Linked DNA regions of Homo sapiens: region 1 is linked to region 2. A link is a contact called in ENCODE Hi-C or POLR2A ChIA-PET data. All regions are on one chromosome and are shown on one strand. Each heading gives the region's core, a stretch centred on a gene start or an enhancer-like site at or near the end of the contact. The rest is flanking DNA. Distances are from core to core; before and after follow the strand shown.

Region 1 (3,000 bases), core at 327-2,826, 46 kb before region 2:
AATTCAAGAATGGGTTTCTTTATAGAGGGACACAGTTGGTGTCAGACACATGTGGAAAAGAAAAGAACAGGCCCATAATTTTGTCTCAGTGCCCAGGGCCAGATGTTAAAGGTACTGACCACAATATGGCTGCAGTATTGTTAGCCACCTGAGTTTGGTGTGCTGTTTTAACCTCTGTTTCGACCTTGTCCTTTCTCTCTGCCAGGTCCCCAGTCTATGTGAGGATCTCCTGTCTTCTGTTGACCAGCCACTGAAAATTGCCAGAGACAAGGTGGTGGGAAAGGATTACCTTTTGTGTGACTACAACAGAGATGGGGACTCCTATAGGTGAGCTCATGCCCCGGGGATGCAGCAGGCACAGCAGGCACACGCGGGCTGCCGTAGGTACCTGCTGCAGAGCACGGGGACCTTGGACTTGGGCAGCTGGCAGCCCATTCAGCTTTCCTTCCGTTTGTTCCCTGCCCTCCTCTCCTTTCTTCTCTTGTCCTCCCCATTCTTCTCATCGTTCCATCTGTTATTCCAATCATGCAGCAGACGTTTGAAGAGTGCCACCCACAAGCATGAGAGATAGAGCAGCGGACCAAAGGCCCCCTGCCTTCATGGATCTTCCAGTCTAACGGGAGAGGGATGTTGTTCAAAAACAACTGTTCTATTATAATTGCATTCAGTCCTGCGGAGGGCAGTGTACAGGGTGCGCATATGATGGGGATCCTGAGGGCTGGGAGGGTCTCTGTGGTAAGGGATCTACGAACGCAGCTCTGTCAGATACACAACTCTCCTCTCTCTTTCCGTCACCTCGCCCAAGGCTGTAAATAACTAAGTTGACATTAGTCCCTGCCCTGGGTGTCTGATCACCAGGTCTAGCATAGGAGACACATTGGGTAACTGGTAACTGTATGATGTGATTCATACAGCCAGTGCAAAGTCTGTTCAGGGTGGGACGGTAGCACAGAAGAGGCCATGGTCAACTCCAGGAGGACTTCCTGAAGGAGGTGATGTCTGAGCTGGGTTTTAAGGGCATGTAGGAGTTATACCTCTATTTTTTAAGAGTGGGAATCCTTAAACTGGCCCAGTGTTTCCATGATGAATTGCAGTAGTCACTGCCTTGGAGAATGGTAGAGGAACACAGCCTGCTTTAGGTTTATTTGGAGACCACAGAACCAGGGTTGTCTTGAAGCTTCACCCTGATGCTCTCTTTGGAGATGGGGCAAGGCTTCTGGGAAGTCAAAGCAGGAAAAATGATCAGGAGTCAGCCAGTGTGGGCTTCAAACCAGCACAGCTCCCTGTGTCAATGGGACTTTGACAAATCACTTATTGTCGCTGGTCTTTTAGTTTTGTCATCTGTAAAACGGAAATAGTAGTGTTTCTTTACTCAACAGAATGCTTCCTGAAGAAAATAAAGAGGACAGTGGGAGGGAGGGAGAGGACGGGCAGGCAGGGAAGGCTCTCCCACAAGTGGGAACTGGAGGATGAAAAGGTCCAGGTCTGGGGAAGAGCCTGCTGGGTGCTGAGGCCCTGGGTGATGAGCTCACCAGGATGGAGCTGGCAGAAGGCCAGAGGTGGAGAAGGCAGTGAGGGGAGGGCAGTGGGGGCGGAGATGAGGGAGGAGGCATGGCCAGGGCAGGTCTGGCAGGGTCTTGAAGGCCAGGCTGAGGGTAATAAAAGTTAGCACAGGGTTATTTATTGGGGGGATAAAAGAAGTAACACACGTGAAATGTTGAATGGCACAGACATTGTCATATACTTAAAAAGTTTAATACTGACTTATAAGAGACTAGACAACAGTTTTATAATCATGTCCCTTTCCTGGCTTTAAATGGAAATTAGGTAGAGATTATATTTTGCCCTCCTTCAGACCACAGACTAGAGTTGAAATGGTGAGAAGTGGTGAGATTTGAGGTCACTTTTAAAAGTAGAGCCAGCGGCCTCTGCAGGTAGGTGGGGATGGAAGAAGAGGAGGTGGGGTGTGAAGGGTGATTACAAGGCTTCGGACCTGAGCCACTGTTGATTGAGGTGAGGAGGACTCGGGGAGGAGCAGGCATAGGGACACTTTAAGCTTGAGAGGCCCATTAGATCAAAGTGGAGATACCAGGTAGGCTGTGGATGTACCATGTGGAGTTCCAGGAGAGAGGTTTAGGCTGGGGATGTGGCTGCAGATGTCCCAGCATATAGATGGTGATACAGCCCTGAGGCCGATCAAATTCATCCTTGAAGGGCTCATTCTGTGCCTGGAACTGCTGGTCACAGCATGGCGTCCAGGTGCTGTCCTTGGGAGCATCTTGCTCTGTCGCCCAGGCTGTAGTGCAGTGATGCGAACATGGCCCCCTGCACAAGACCATAGGCATGTATCACCATGCCCAGCTAATTTTTTTTTTTTTTTTTTTTGAGACAGAGTCTCACTCTGTTGTCCAGGTTGGAGTGCAGTGGCACGATCTCAGCTCACTGCAACCTCTGTCTCCTGGGTTCAAGCAGATTCTCCTGCCTCAGCCTCCCAAGTAGCTGGGATTACGGGTGTACGCCATCGCTCCCAGCTAGTCTTTGTATTTTCAGTGCAGACAGGGTTTCACCACGTTGGCCAGGCTGGTCTTGAACTCCTGACCTCAAATGATCCTCCTGCCTTGGCTTCCCAAAATGTCAGGATTATAGGCATGAGCCACTGCGCCCAGCCCCAGCTAATTTTTTTGACTTTTTCTCTCTCCTTTTTTTTTTTTTTTTGTAGAGATGGGGGCCTCATTTTGTTGCCCAGGCTGGCCTCGAACTCCTAGGTTCAAGCAGTCCTCCCACTTCAGCTTCCCAAATTGCTAGGATTACAGGTGTGAGCCACATTGCCCAGCCAGGGAGCCACTGATGAAGTGGGTGGACCAGCCCTTAGAGAGAGAAGTCCAGTGAAGATGGTGAGTGGTCTGACAGACCAGGGAGCAGGCAGGGAGAAGTATTCTCGCCCGGCATGCAGTTCAGGGAACGCTTCCTGGAGGAGGTGTTCCTTGAACTGGTCTTGCT
Region 2 (3,308 bases), core at 425-2,924:
ACCCAGGGTAGCTGTTCTGAAGCAGAGGGGCTTTGTTCCATTGTGTTTGGAAGCCCAGAAGCCACCTTGTGGCTTAGGGTGACATAGGGACCTACACACAGAGGAGTGAACTTAGGGTTCTAGGGACTATGGCCGGGTCACCGGTGGCCAGGGGCAGAGATGAGCACCTGTCCATGTAAGCCATATGCCACCCCCACAGGGCCTGGCAAGGTGCAGAGGGTGCAGGTCTCGGCCATGTACCCCTTTGCCCCTTTCTGAGAGGGGCAGATGCCCAGCCCAGTGACCCAGAGCCTCACCCCAGGAAGCGGGTCCATGCAGCAAATCAGCCAGGCACTGGCATGGTGGCCCCCAGGCCTCCACCGCCTCACCAGTCCCTGTTCAATCTGCTGATAACGCCTTTCCTCCCTTGCAGGTCTGTGCAGACTTTTGCAGACAAATCAAAACAAGAAGCTCTGAAGAATGACCTGGTGGAGGCTTTGAAGAGAAAGCAGCAATGCTAAACCTCTGTTTCATGCTAACCAGACACGCCGTGCACTCGTTAGATTCCTTTCTTAGAAAACTCGTTTTCTGCTCCCTTCCCTCGTCCCTTCCCTCCCCGACAGGTCACATAACAGCTGCATCATTGACCGCACAGCGCCATCTCTCCCTGAGAATAAAGCCGATAGCCACCCTCCTCCGGCTCCGAGCCTGCTTCTGCCACACCTCGCTCTCAGTTCTCTCCACATTTCCATAGAGACCGTGTGGTTTTTGTTCACCCGGGCCCCCCGTCTTCCTCCCTGTCCCCCCATTTATAGGCATAAAATCCACTGTCTGCCAGCCTCCCTTCCCTCCCACCTTTTTGGTACATTGGTGTAAAAAATGTAAAACAAAAAAATTTTATGAACTAACTGTGGTGTGTGAAAGAGAGAAGAAAAACTGGAAATCTTATTCCGTGTGTGTTTGGGAGTTGCTTGGGGTTGGGGGTCGTGGGGACAGGGGACAGCTCTGGGAGCAGAGGTGGCCCTCGGTGCCGTCCTGCGCAGACTCTCCCGTCCCACGGAGGCCGCGGGGTGGGGGCTGGGGGGGGTGCCGCCGACCGTTCCGCTCTTCCGGCCAGGTGCTTTTCTGTCAATTTCTATGGAATGCAAAAGGAGGTTTTTGTTTTATTTTGTTTTTTTGTAAAGCTTAAGAAAAAAATCTACATCTTATACTTGAGCCTCCATACTTAAAAAAAGAAAAGAAAAGAAATCAATAAAAAGAAACTGGGGCGCAGTTAGCGCTGGCCTTCTGTGTTCCTTCTCGCCGGCCTCGCTTTCCGAGCGCGTGTGGCCGTGGCCGTGCGCTGGCTCCAAGCTGGGACGCGTGTGGGCCCCGCTCACGGCAGCAAGGAAGTGTCCCGTCCCCAGCCCCGCCGCCCTGAAAACACCAGGTATGTGATGAGGTGCAGAGTCCCTGTCCCTTTCCGCCCTCTGCCGTTGGAGGGCAGAAGCACCAGCAAACACTGTTCTGGCGCCGCAGCACGCACCTCCCGCCGCCTTCCCACTGTGCCTAGTACAAATGTGAGGCAGCCGAGGTTCAGTTGCAGTAACTCAGCCAAGGCTGCACAGAGCCACAGAGTCTGCCTTCTACCCTCCAAACTGCCCCAGGGAAGATCTGAAGCAGATCTCAAAGTCCCTGCCGAGACCATCCCCCCATCTGTCCGTGGCCAATCAGCGGGCTCCACAACCTGGCCAGCCCATGTGTTTGAGGTCCCTGGGTCTGATGCAACATCTTTTTTTTTGAGACGGAGTTTCACTCTTGTTGCCCAGGCTGGAGTGCAATGGCATGATCTTGGCTCACTGTAACCTCCGCCTCCCAGGTTCAAGCGATTCTCCTGCCTCAGCCTCCTCAGTAGCTGGCATTACAGGCATGTGCCACCATGCCCAGCTAACGTATTTTTAGTAGAGACGGGGTTTCTCCTTGTTGGTCAGGCTGGTCTCGAGCTCCCGATCTCAGGTGACCCTCCCGCCTCCCAATGTGCTGGGATTACAGGCGTGAGCCACCGCACCCGGCCGATGCAGTATCTTTATGGAGTGCAAGTGCCATGGCATACAGACAGCAGAGAAGCCCCTGCCCCCTGAGTTCCTAGTGCCACGTGGAGAACGCAGGCACACTCCAGCCGTGAGCCATGAGGGGATGCACCCAGCGAGCCGTTCCCCATGGGCACACGGGTGTTGCAGCCTCCCGGGGTCATGTTGGCAAGGTGCCTGGCACACAGAAGGGCCCAGCGAGCTGTTCCCCATGGGCACACGGGTGCTGCAGCCTCCCGGGGTCATGTTGGCAAGGTGCCTGGCACACAGAAGGGGCTGGAAAAACAAATGTTTTGCTTTTCATTTTCTTTCATGGTAAAGTTTTATCCAGGATCATCAAGGTAGGTACAGGGGCCACTGCAGTGGGGTCTTGTGGATGGGGAGAGAGATTGGGCTCAACTCTGAGTGCAGCAGCACGGGCAGGTGGGGATTAGAGCCAAGGAGCAGAGGGGGGCAGTGGGTGGAAAATGACTCAGAGGAAACCTCAGGGGTCAGGGGTCTTCCGGCCAAACACACCTAACAGGATTCTTGCTGAAGACAGGCCAGGGTGACCAGACATCACCTGGGGGTGGGGGTGGAGGATGAGGCCAGGTGTGGTGGCTTACGCCTACGATCCCAGCACTTTAGGAGACCAAGTTGGGAGGATGGCTTGAGCCCAGGGCTTTGAGACTAGCCTGGTTAACATAGACCCCATCTCTACAAGAAATACAAACCAGGCGTGGTGGTGTGCACCTGTGGTCCCAGCTACTTGGGAGGCTGAGTTGGGAGGATCACTTGAGCCTGGGAGGTTGAGGCTGCAGTGAGCCGAGATCGTACCACTGTACTCCAGCCTAGAAGACAGTGAGATCCTGTCTCAAAAAAAGAAAAAAAATATCAAGGATGGCCGTTTTTGTAAAATTGACTTAGCAAGGGATTGCTGAAACTGGATTTTACAAGGGCACACAGGTGGGCCTAGGGGAAGGTTCAGGAGCCTGACTAAAGTTTGGCCAAGCAAATAATCTTTGGCAGTTGTCACTTCAAGAAGAAACTGGACAAATGGAAAATGCCTTTCCTTGGACACATGAGAGGAGCTGAGGTCGCAAGGGAAAAACAGCCACCCCTGAAGTCAGTGAGACAGGCACACCGGGAACGCCACAGCAGAGGCCTGCTGTCCTGCAGCAGAGGCTGCTAGGCTGGGAGCTGCTGTGCACGCCAGTGGTAATTCCACAGAACTGCAGAGGTGGAGTGGACTCTGACTCACCTGAGAGTCACCCCTGGAGG

The links. Hi-C counts contacts between places; a loop is a spot of excess contacts on that map. ChIA-PET counts read pairs that join two places held with the same protein, here RNA polymerase II (POLR2A). Pooled maps may share reads with other maps.
Region 1: a map of endothelial cell of umbilical vein shows a loop between it and region 2 (17-fold over the local background). The contact joins two enhancer-like sites. A Hi-C loop is called at or near these places in 18 of 168 maps with a recorded cell type or tissue (B cell, Caco-2, HepG2 and 13 more), 3 of 37 single-sample maps with no recorded cell type and 19 of 50 pooled maps. POLR2A ChIA-PET finds 5 or more read pairs at or near these places in 4 of 52 experiments (A549, BJ, activated CD4-positive, alpha-beta T cell and 1 more).

The regions. Positions count from the first base shown.
Region 1 is chr1:19,382,832-19,385,831 of GRCh38, reverse strand. CAPZB (capping actin protein of muscle Z-line subunit beta) reads left to right here. Exons shown (of 9, transcript NM_004930.5): 3 at 206-327. Among named protein-coding and RNA genes, the nearest start is that of SLC66A1, 72 kb to the right of the region's middle. Within about 2 kb of position 1,576, at least 5 of the 41 ENCODE cell types and tissues checked have a DNase peak (open chromatin) inside an H3K27ac peak, as active enhancers do.
Region 2 is chr1:19,336,722-19,340,029 of GRCh38, reverse strand. It overlaps CAPZB (capping actin protein of muscle Z-line subunit beta), which reads left to right. Exons shown (of 9, transcript NM_004930.5): 9 at 413-1,255. The coding sequence ends at 500. Among named protein-coding and RNA genes, the nearest start is that of SLC66A1, 26 kb to the right of the region's middle. RefSeq lists enhancers at 44-545, 1,712-2,676. Within about 2 kb of position 1,674, at least 3 of the 41 ENCODE cell types and tissues checked have a DNase peak (open chromatin) inside an H3K27ac peak, as active enhancers do.